Regions from separate parts of the Mus musculus genome. Here region 2 is linked to region 1. The links are chromatin loops, found by intact Hi-C in ENCODE. Cell type or tissue: left cerebral cortex. All regions are shown on one strand. Each heading gives the region's core, and the rest is flanking DNA. Links, peaks and the distances in the headings are about the cores only. Region 1 has its middle 20 kb from the start of Zc3h12c. Region 2 has its middle 47 kb from the start of Gm25562.

What was found. Hi-C counts contacts between places; a loop is a spot of excess contacts. Peaks named below come from ENCODE experiments on the same cell type or tissue, not always from the same donor. Only the 100,000 strongest peaks of a DNase experiment are listed, where the experiment ranks them.
Region 2: a loop joins it to region 1, with 2.4 times the contacts of the local background. A loop is called at or near these places in 4 of 42 quality-filtered maps.

Annotation. Positions count from the first base shown.
Region 1 is chr9:52,166,567-52,171,946 of GRCm38, forward strand. It overlaps a transcript of Zc3h12c not described here. Among named protein-coding and RNA genes, the nearest start is that of Zc3h12c, 20 kb to the left of the region's middle. In left cerebral cortex, for the core only: a CTCF peak has its summit at 2,306; DNase peaks (open chromatin) are centred at 1,172, 1,669, 1,998 and 2,297; H3K4me3 peaks cover 2,419 bases; H3K27ac peaks cover 2,100 bases.
Region 2 is chr9:52,241,433-52,246,812 of GRCm38, forward strand. No RefSeq gene overlaps it. Among named protein-coding and RNA genes, the nearest start is that of Gm25562, 47 kb to the right of the region's middle. In left cerebral cortex, for the core only: a CTCF peak has its summit at 2,403 (motif pointing right); DNase peaks (open chromatin) are centred at 331 and 2,823; H3K4me3 peaks cover 310 bases; H3K27ac peaks cover 171 bases.

The DNA.
Region 1 (5,380 bases), core at 162-5,161:
CCAAGTTTCTATTTTCCATTGCACCAAAATAGTTCCATTAGACTTTCATGGTTAAATAGAAGTTAAAAAAAATATTGATCTCTTTGTTGTTAATCACCTGATTATGGGATCCAAGTCAGTGCTCAGAACCCTGGCTGCAGTAGGTCCCCAATTCAAGCCCACATAGCAAAGAGAAAAGAAAATGCTCATTTGTTTATAATGTTTCCTCTTTTGTTTTGGAGACAAGGGTGCAACCATTATAGCCCTGACTAACCTAGAACTTGCAATAGACACCAAGCTGGCCTGGAATTCAAGAGATCTGCCTGCTTCTGCCTCCCAAATGTTGGGATAAAGGCATGTTTACTCTTCTTAATGGTCATATACTAGAAGAATTGCAACTTACTATGAAAGTAAAAGCAACTCTTCAAGAAAAATATTCAAATATTTCAAGTCATAAATTCAGATTCAATCAAACAGGTTATTTTTGACATCTTTATGGTGCCATCAAGTGAATAGATTTACATTGCTGATGTGCAAGAACAGAAGGAAATGTCTGAAAAATGCATGGGCTTGGGCTTGGGCTTGGGCCATCTATTCAGAAGTCAGAGACTACCAAGATTTAAGAAACTGTAAGTAAAATCAATTGCTTATACATGTGAGAGACTACATAAACTTAGGTTATGCCCTTGTACCCATGACTTTGTTTGATACATCCTCTTCTCCAGCCCTGGCTGGCCTCACACTTAGGATCCCGTTGCACTAGCCCAGGGCTGGGATCACAGGCATGTGTCCCACTGCTTCTAGCTGTAGTCTTTTTAAATGGGTCTTGGAAAGTCAAAAAAAAAAAAAAAAAAGTGAGGTACGTCTGTCTCCTGGTTTCTGTTTATATTTGAAGTAGAGACGAAAATCTCAATAAGGCAATGAGTGAAGAACTGTACAACTTTCTCAGATTTCTAAATATACAACGCTTAGGCCCAATTATCTCTTCATCTATTCTAAGGCGGTTAAAAAAAAAAATCTGAATCAATAAGCGTCTGATGGAGCTGGAGATACTCCAAGACAGTCCTGCAACCAATAGGAGAACTTTCCCTAAATGTGGATTACGGCTTCATCTCTTTATCACAAAACTGAGAACACAAACCCCCAGTGTTAACGGATACCCAAAGCAGCAGGAGACCCGGAGTAATCAGTGCTTGGAAGCAACCGCTGTTTGTAAGGATTTTCAGGGACAATAAAGGATGATAAAACAGTGTAGGGAGGAAAAGCGGGATTCATTTCTCCAAGTTAAGTAACACCTTGTAGCTCACAGGGAGTTAAAAATGAGCCCAGCTGAAATGGGCGCGGGCTTTGGGCAGGAGGGTGAGGACGGGGATCAGGCGAAGGGTGAAAGGTTGGTTTCCCTAGGACTCGCCAGAGGACGGGCGGAGAGATGGCTAATGAAAGCGAATGGCTGGGGCTGGATAGAGATGCCGGGTGATGCCTCACCCCACGAGCGCGCGAGGGTCCGAGCGGCAGGATCACAGCCGTGGGTCCGTTTCCCTCGGCGGCGCCCGGGCCCGCCTCCATGTTCGCTGGCCCTGGCCCTCGGGCGGGCTGGAGCTACTGGACCGGCGTTCTAGGCCTCCGGGCCCGGCCTCCCCTCGTCGAATTCCCCACGGGGGCTGGCGCCGCCCGCGGGCAGGATGCGCTCGGCTTTCCCGCTCAGTGTTCGGGGCGGCGGGCGCTGCGCCACTCGACCTCGGGGGTCGGAGCCGCCTGGGCCTGGAGTTCCCTGAGCGTGGCCGCTCTGGCTCCGGCTCCGGCGGATCCTGAGCTCCGCTCTCGGGCGCGGCCTCCCCTGCCCCGCGGGCCTCCCGCGCCTCTCGCTCGGGAGCACACCGCACTGAGGGCGGCGAGGAAAGACTAGCGCGGCCATCCCGACCCTCCTCACACCCCGCGGGCCTCCGTGCCACCCACCTGCAATGTCTTCTCCGCAGCCATCACGGCATGCTCTGGAAGCCGGGCCGGCCCCGGGCCCCCTCCGCCAGGCGGCCGCCTCTCGCCTTAGCGCCGGGCCGCCGCGGCCGCCGCTAGGGCTCGGGCCGAGCGGGACGCTCCCCCATGCCGCCGCCTCGCCCGCACGCCCGGCGGACTGCACGCCAGGGCCGCGGCTCTCAGGCGCCCCGGGGCTCCGCCGCCCGCCGCCGCGCTCCTCGCTCTCTGCCTTGCTCGCCCGCTTACCCGCCCGCCCGCCCCAAGCCGCTGCAGCCACTGCGTACCGCGTTCCTCCCCTCCGCTCTCTTGACTTCCTTCGCTGCCACTGGAGCGGAGCTTGGCAAACCAGCACCTGCTGCTGGAGAACGCCGAGAACTGAAACAGGAAACCCTAAGCCAGGGGGGGAAACCCGGGAGGCTTGGGGAGGGGTGAGGGGAGCTGCTGGGACCTGTCGGGCTCTACCCGAGCCTCCTCCCTGCCCGTGCATTCCCCTCCCGGCCCAACCCTAGGTAGGGTCCCTAGTCCTCTCCCCAGCAAGAACTCTGGTCCCACCCTTGACCCTGACGGCGCCTCTTGTGCTGGCCACAACATCTCCACCTTGCACCAGCCCAGATCATGCCCGGGGCAGCCAAAGAAATCCAAGTGTTGCTTTCTAGGGGCATGTTACTTGTTTGTTGACTTATCATTAATACCTTGAAATGGGGGGTGGGGGCAAACAAAACACCACACCCTGCGTAATAAAGACCACTAAAGGAATTTAAACAAATGAAGCTGTAGGGGATTCACCCTTTGGGAAGGGCTTCCTTCAGCTAGGAAACCGGCTTTGCTGGAAATGGCAATCAACGTCGGAATTGAGGTTAAACCCGAGATGAACACAGATCACTTTAGGTTGGGTGCAGGCAGCCCTGTGCACAGAGGTGAACACCTGTGAATAGCCCTGAGCGCTGAGCGTTCCCGTTTCAGAGAAGTGAACAACACCTAGAGCAATCTAGGTCAACTTCTCAGAAACGCTCCCACCTCTTACTCACCTGCTTATGGAAATGTTAAATCAAAGCCTTACTTCTTGCCCTTGCAGGCTGCATCTAATTCTGAAACAGGAGGAACACTATGCCATCCATCATCAGTAGTTTACTTATCTCATGAAATCGTCACCATAGCCAGGTGAGCAAACTATTAGGATCCAGTTTATCGTCAGACTAGCGAAGTTCTCAAAGTTTATACAACTTAGGTTAGAGGAAAGATCCCTATGTGTTTGTCTCAGGGCTGGCCTAAGACGCCTTTGGCTACACGTTTCACCTTTATTAGAATTGTTTCTTGCTTTTCTGAATTGTTTTCAATAGGACGTAGATCATTTAAGCCTGGATCCCTGGCTACTCAATGTTCTAGTATTCATGATGCTTATTGAAGCTCAAACTGTATAGTTTAAGGTTTCTTTCGTTTTACAAAACCGAAACCCGCCTTCATAGCTCCGTGGAGCAGCACATCTATCCCCGTTACATCTGTTTTGCACTTTAAGTATTGAGGAGGTCCCAGCTGAACGCATCCTTCACATGATGCCCATGGACACTCTGAGCCTAAGAAAGCAGAGTGTCTTACTTAGCCTATTCTCTACTTTTGGCAGACTAATTTGGGGGCCTGTTCAATAAAGATTGCAGACAGGAGGTTGGCGTCTGTGGGCCACAGTTTTAGTATCACTTTGGAGACCCCAGGAAGACTAGCAATCTGCTCTCTGCAGCAGGTCAGATTTTTTTTGGCAAGAAGGATAGAATAGAATACTCTGGGAAAGCTGCCCCTGTACACTCCGCCAAACCTACAGATCTCTGGAGCAGGACTAAGAGAGTGGCAGGGACTTAGAAAGAATTTGGCTGGCAGACAACAGTAAGTAGCAGCCTTCTGACATGACTTTAGTGACACCAGGAGGTTTCTCCATTCTTAATGCAGTGCCGGGACAGCCTTCTTATTCTGCAGTTGACTCAGCCAAATCCCAATGAATGTGGATTAAGCATAGCTGAAGATCAGGGGCACTGTGTTATGTACTTTGGAGATAAGATGAATATCAGCTGTAAAAGCTACTAGTTATTGGATGATTATAAAATTCCAAATACTATTCTTTTCATGAGTTTTCTTGTTTAATGCCCCCAAAACCCGTGTAGAGGAGAACCTGCCATAACCCCCCCTCCCTTTGCAGAGAGAACCAACACCAGAACTACAGGCAGCAGATAACCAAGAGCAGACAACCAAGAGCGCAGGATCTACACTTTAGGCAGTTTGACTCGAGAATTAGGAGCTGTTTAAGAATATGATGTAATAATCGCCCAATATTCACATTGCTGTTTAGCTGGGGAGATAAGAACACCCAAAGAAAACCCTGAGCAAAGGGTTTGCAAAGGGAAATCTGAGGCAGATTGTGACGGGTGAATAGTATTCTGATGAGTTGTAGATAACCAAGATCGTGTCCAAGGACAGCATTGATGAACAGCCAGGGCGATCTGGGGAACAGAGATTCAAAGAAAAAGGCTAGAGAGGAAAAGAAGAGCAGAATCATAGATTGTGTGAAAACAGAAAGGGGGAAGAGGGAGGCATGGAAGAGAGAAAGGAGAGAGGTAAAGATGGCTATTTGGCTCTGGGTAGCCCACTAACCAGTGGAGAATCTGTGACAGGTTTTAGAAGGTCATCTAGAAAACCTCATATTGTAGGTAGACAAGACTACACTCACTGGATGGTCAGAAGGGAATGCGAAGCAAATGCTGAGGCTCACATGGTAGAACAAACCTGAACTAGTGATATGAATGGCAAGGTAAGAGAGGAGAGGAAGAGACTCGTTAATTGTTAAGTGTAAACCTCAGAGGCCTCCTGGATATCTGGGTATACACTCAGTGGGGTGGGGTAAGAGTGGGAGAGTGGGAGTGTGCCGTCACGTGAGTGTAGTGTGAAACCTGAAGGAAAGGCAAAGGGTGGGAGGGACGGAACGACTTCTAAAATCCAGAATTATTCTGTTTTAAATGTGCAGAGTGTCACAGTGTTATCTGTGGGAGATAGTTTAGTATATAGATTTATCTGCTAATGAAAGAAAAAGATGGAAACTTAACATGGTCTCCATTATACAGCAACCAGGTAAGGCTGTTCATTTGCTTGTAAAACAGTGTTGAAAGAAAATTTCTAATAAAAATAAAATGCTTCTATGGCTCTAAGTTAAATAGGCTGTCTGAGACCCCATTTACATCATCCTCTTACCCCAAGCTGTACTTCCTGGTAAGGAGAGAGGCATATACAGGAAGATTTTCACAGGTATAGAGGAAGTTCTAATATTGCAATGAAACATAATTTAATCTGAACCTGTCCTTTCGGTGAGGTAGGAGGTCAAACCCTACTTGTCTAGCAGTAAACTTTCCCTGGGCATCCGGCAAGTCGGGCCCCTTCTTGCTAT
Region 2 (5,380 bases), core at 213-5,212, 75 kb after region 1:
CTGGAAGGGCAGAGGATGTAAAGATTGGGAAGGAAAAGGGACCTTTAGATTTCCTGGCATGCTTCTCTGAGTGATTATTCGGTTATCAGACCAGAAAATGATGGGAAGGAGGGAGTGGGGAAAGGCTGGGAGTGAGAGTAAACAGAATGCATTTCTGTGTGAAATTGTCAAAGAGCAAAGTCAATGAATAAACAAAAAGGGAGTCAGTGAGATTGTTACAAATAAAACAATCAAAATAGAAAAGGCCACTTGTTTTCCTAAATTGTAAACGGTAAAGGCAGAGGATAAAAACTGGAAGCAGTAAATTAATTCAACACTTGAAATGATGTCAACAGCGGGTGGTAGCGCTCTCTTGTGTTATGAGGTTTAAAGAAATTAATCCATGAAAAGTCCTTAGAGAGTGAGTGTACCCTAAGAGGTAGTGTGTTATTCCAGCCTGTTTCCTTTTGCAGCCAGTCATTCGTGAGGAAGTGGAGACTTTACACACATTCACACACACACACACACACACACACACACACACACACACACACACTCACACACACTCACACAGATACACACGTACACACATATACACACAGACAAACACACACACAGATATATACATACACATATACACAGACAAACACAGATGCACACACATATACACAGACAAACACAGATACACACACACAGATATGTACATAGACACACACACAGGGATATACACAGACACACACAAATACATACACAGGCAGAGAAATACAACACAAACACACAGACATACATACAAACACACATACAGACAGACAGACAGACAGACACACACACACACACACACACACACAGACCTGTTTGGTTTCAGTGTTCACAGCTATCACTGTTTGAATTGCATGTCTTCCGATCATGTCTCCAGAGCCTGCACATGGATAATCCCTTTGAATTGATTAGCCTGGTCTGTTTTTCCTCTGGTATGCATTCTTCCTGGAACTGGAACCTCACTTTGGCCACAGTTTCCCTGCATTTTTCTTTCCTTGCCATATTCAAAACAGAATAGAGATAAGACAGTTAGGACCAGTAAATGAAAGAAAGCCGTTTGTTAAATAAGAAAATCAGAAGCGACAGCCCGACCGCAGTCAGCATGACTCTAGCCCGCTAAAGTCCACATGCGCAAGCAGGCAGCTTAACTCCTACAATGTTTCTGATAGACCAGAGAATTGCTTTTCGTGCCCTGCACTGTAGCCCCTGGATGGATCCTCAAACCTGCCTGGTGTGCACCATCCTCACCCCCATTCCAGGGATGTCTGATGAACTTTGTTCAGACCTGCCCAGTGTCTGGCAGCTCTGCATCATTTTCAGGATAATAAAACTGCCGCATCTCTCCGTGAGATCTTTTAAACCCATCTCTCCTTTACTTCCGGGGTCAGATCCTCTTGTCAGTAGGTAGGGTGTTAGAAGTGGCCTATATTCAGTACTGAGAGTTTGTTACAGTGTCTTACTTTTCTGATTTTTGTCTACTTGAGGGACAAATTTGAAACAGGCTCATCGCTTCTTTAAATTTCCAAAGATTATAGAGAACTTAGCATAAATGATGAATTTTGCGTTCCAGTTCCATCCTAAGAGTCAGAAACAACGTGGCCCCTTGAAAAGCTTTCTTTGCCAATTTACTTCTAGCTCACTGCAGATAGGGTTCAGCTAGTTCTGCTTGACATTGATACAGATGTCCCTTGGACTCCTCCTCCCAAGATAAAGTGTTCCTTTTGTAAGTCCTGCTGTTCTAACCACAGCAGCTCTTGGTGACCCTGAGGAAGGAAAGAGAAGCCACTGCATTGAGTCCAGAGTATGAGACTGCCCTGTCATTGGTCACAGGGTGCGTGCTGGCCACACCTCTTGCCTCTTGTTCTCTTAAAGACTCAATTTCTTTTGTAGATGACAGTAGACAGAGTCCATCTTTCTGGCCTTTCTGTGGCCTTGAGGACACTATTTGGTATTTCACTGCATTCATCTTGTAATAAACAGCCACTAGAAGCAAAGAGATGTCATGTCTAATTGGAAAGGTAAAGTCTACTGTGAATACAAGGGCAAATGGAGAGGACTTTTGAATGACCTTGCTGCTGTCATTGTTAGCTTGGCTGATGCCCTGACTCTGTTGACTCCTGGTGCACTACATCTGTAACTCCTCAAGTGCTACTCTGTGAGCCTCTCACCGACATGATCTCACGCTCACGTGGGACTACATTTTAGTTCCTTTCAACATGACACCTTAGCTGCCTTTCAAACTAGTAGCTCTAAATCATCCCACCAAGTAAGGTTCAGATTTTGAACATCTGTCATCTCTTGAAAGCGGGTTTTGGTGTTGTTGTTGTTTTAAATATGTATGTGTGTGCTTGTGTGAGTTTGTGTGTACATTGTACATGAAGTGCCCGTGGAGAACAGAAGAGGGCATCTGATCCCCTGGGAGCTGGAGTTAAGAGAGGGTTGTGAGATGCCATGTGGGCACTGGAACTCGGGAACTCGGCAAAAGTAATCAGCATTCTGAACTGCTGAGACATCTCTCCAACCCCAGACAGTAGTCCCCCTGCCTCAGTAAAAGTAAGCTTTCTAACTTACCTTGTAAGGAATTAGAGTGCTATCTTTATTTGGAATATTTCCGTTTCTTCTGACATTTAGTGAGCCGCTAGAGAAAGCTGATGCGCGTAGCCTGCTGTCTTTTACATCAGTTATTTAGTGAGTCGAGCAAGAATACATTAGGCCTATTTTTAGCATGTTCTTTCTTATAAGCGCATCATGAACGTCAGAGAGTCTTAGCAGCCTCACTAATGTGGGAAGTGAACTTGTCAGATATCAGTTCCTCTGCAGGGTCAGGCTTAATTGAAACGCCGAGATGGAGATAGGGAACCACACTAAAGAAAACTCCAAGTGATTCAAGGAGTGGTATTTATAAACCTGAGTCAGCAGTGAATCAGCTCTCAAGTGGGGGCTCAGGGGACTGCTTGGTTAAAGCGACAACAAAGCCAAATTGAAGCTGAGCCCGCCCGCCTGGGCTTCTTGTTCGATATCCTGGGTTTTCTCTGGAATTACTGCTGTACCTCTGCAGAAGTCTGAGGAGCAGGCTGTGACCCCTGCTCTCCCCATCCCGCCCCAGGTGTTTCTCTCAGTGTTAAAAGCAGCAAAGACATCAAGAATAAGTTCATTTAAAATTAAAATGTGCTGTCTCCTTGCAACCTTTTTTTTTTTTTTTTGGTCTTGAGGCAAGGTCTCATGTGTGGTCTAGCCTGACCTTAAACTTATTATGTAGCTGAGGATGACCTTGGACTTAGGATCATCCTGCTTTGATTCTTGAGGGACCAAGTACCACAATGGCACATTGTGTAAGAAAAACCAAGAGTAGCACTTTTTGGAACTTCATACCTGATCCATTTTAACCACTTACAAAGCCTATATTTAACAAGAGGTGGCTCTGAGTCTTAGGATGTGAGAGGCTGCTGGAAAGAACACAGCCTGAAACAATTTCCAGTCAAGATTCTGGTTCAGATAATCCTGTCAGACAGACCCAAGTTTCCTATCCCATGTCCGAGTGGAAAGCAGTAAATCTCAGGTCTTAACCGAGCCACCTCAAATAACTAAATGGTCAAGCTCCACTTCAGTGTACAGTAGATTCACTAACATCCTAAGTGGCAAAAGATAAAGATAACAGAAATCATTTAAAAAATTCGGAAGCTCAAAGCATGATATATGTACAGATGGACCCTGTCTTCCTGAGATCTGATACTGGTGAAATTATAACCCCCGGTTCGTTCGTCCTTCCTTCCTTCCTTCCTTCCTTCCTTCCTTCCTTCCTTCCTTCCTTCCTTCCTCTCTCTCTCTCTCTCTCCCCCCCCTCTCTCCTCCTCCTCCTCCTCCTTCTTTTTTAAAGTGAAAATTGAAGACAGATTCCAGCCAAATTTATTAAGGTTTGTGATCATTGTTAAACATGTATCTGAGACTTTTTCTCTTGAACTGACATTGGATTAAAATGAGTTTATGTGGGGACCAAGAACTCAAGCTTATGTTACCAGTCGGCAACTTGAGGACAGAATTCATCAGTGTTTAAAGACAGTTAGGGAGCATCAGGCTCAGCAACACTTGGCCAGAGAGTTGTCCGTCCAGGATCCCATAGTGAGGCTTCACAGTGTAGCCACGGACCTCCTTCCACAGTGAGTCTGGAAACTTGAATGACTTCACCACTGGCTCACTGGCCAGAGTTCATTTGCAAAGAGAAAGAGGTGATTGCAGAGACTGCGTTATATCATATATAATTTAGGTAGTCTTTAGCACTTAAGAAAGAAAAGCCTGTTTGAGTTCACAGAGTGGTTCTACCGCATATTTTTGCGTTTTCAGATTCAGTTGGGAGTTGTAGGGTTGTCAGGGTCTAATTTCCTCAGGAAGCATATTTAAAAAAATAAAAATGGGGGGCTAGGAGATGGCTCAGTAGTTAGTTAATAGGGCACACTACTCTTGACGAGAACCAGAGTTTAGTTCCCAACACCCAATGGTTCATAAATGCCTGTAACTCTCGCTTGTGACTTCCACAGGCACCAGGGTTCATATGCACATACTCACATGTACACAAACAAACATAGATAATAATAATAATAATAATAATAATAATAATAATAATAATAATAATAATAATGAAAGTTAAATTTTTATCTAACCTATATTTATCACCAAAGGAGATACCATTTTAAAGCTGTCAAGTGGAAGGGGATTATACCAATCAATGTAAAAATGACTTAAGAAGGACTGGAAAGAACATTAAAGACTCATTCTACTGCATGTGTCTCTACTTTCTTCTCAGCTTGATGGGACTCTGCTGTGGATCAGCCTATACACTCTTGCCTGACAATCCCTGGATGTGTAGCACTGAGGCCAACCTAGTCCCTTGGTTTACTCTCGGACCTGAGGGAAAACTCCCGAAACTGTGCTCCAAGAAGTCAGTCGTCTAAAGCCAAGCATGTAGATATTTCTTAAAACATGTTGTTGAGATGATTATTTCCAGATCATGTGCTAATTCTTGGAGGTGGGGTTGGGCAGGGGACAAGGCACACAGAGTTTGTCTAGGTCTCCCTTCAGGAGCCAGAACCTCTTTATCTTTTTGCTGCATAGCTTTAGACAAAAGGGCTCCTTCTGAGGGTCTGAAGCCCATCCTTCATGAACCAAATATTCTTCCTGGTGGTCTGTGGGAAGGATATACTCAGGTTACATCATATCAACAATAGCTGAACATCACCCCACAGGAGTCCCAGGCCTCTCTGCTTTGGTGGGTTTACCTGGTTCATGGATGAAGTACTGTGTGTTAAGATCCCCGTCTTTGAAGACAAACAACAGCTTGGAATCTTTGCAACTAGACTCAGTATCT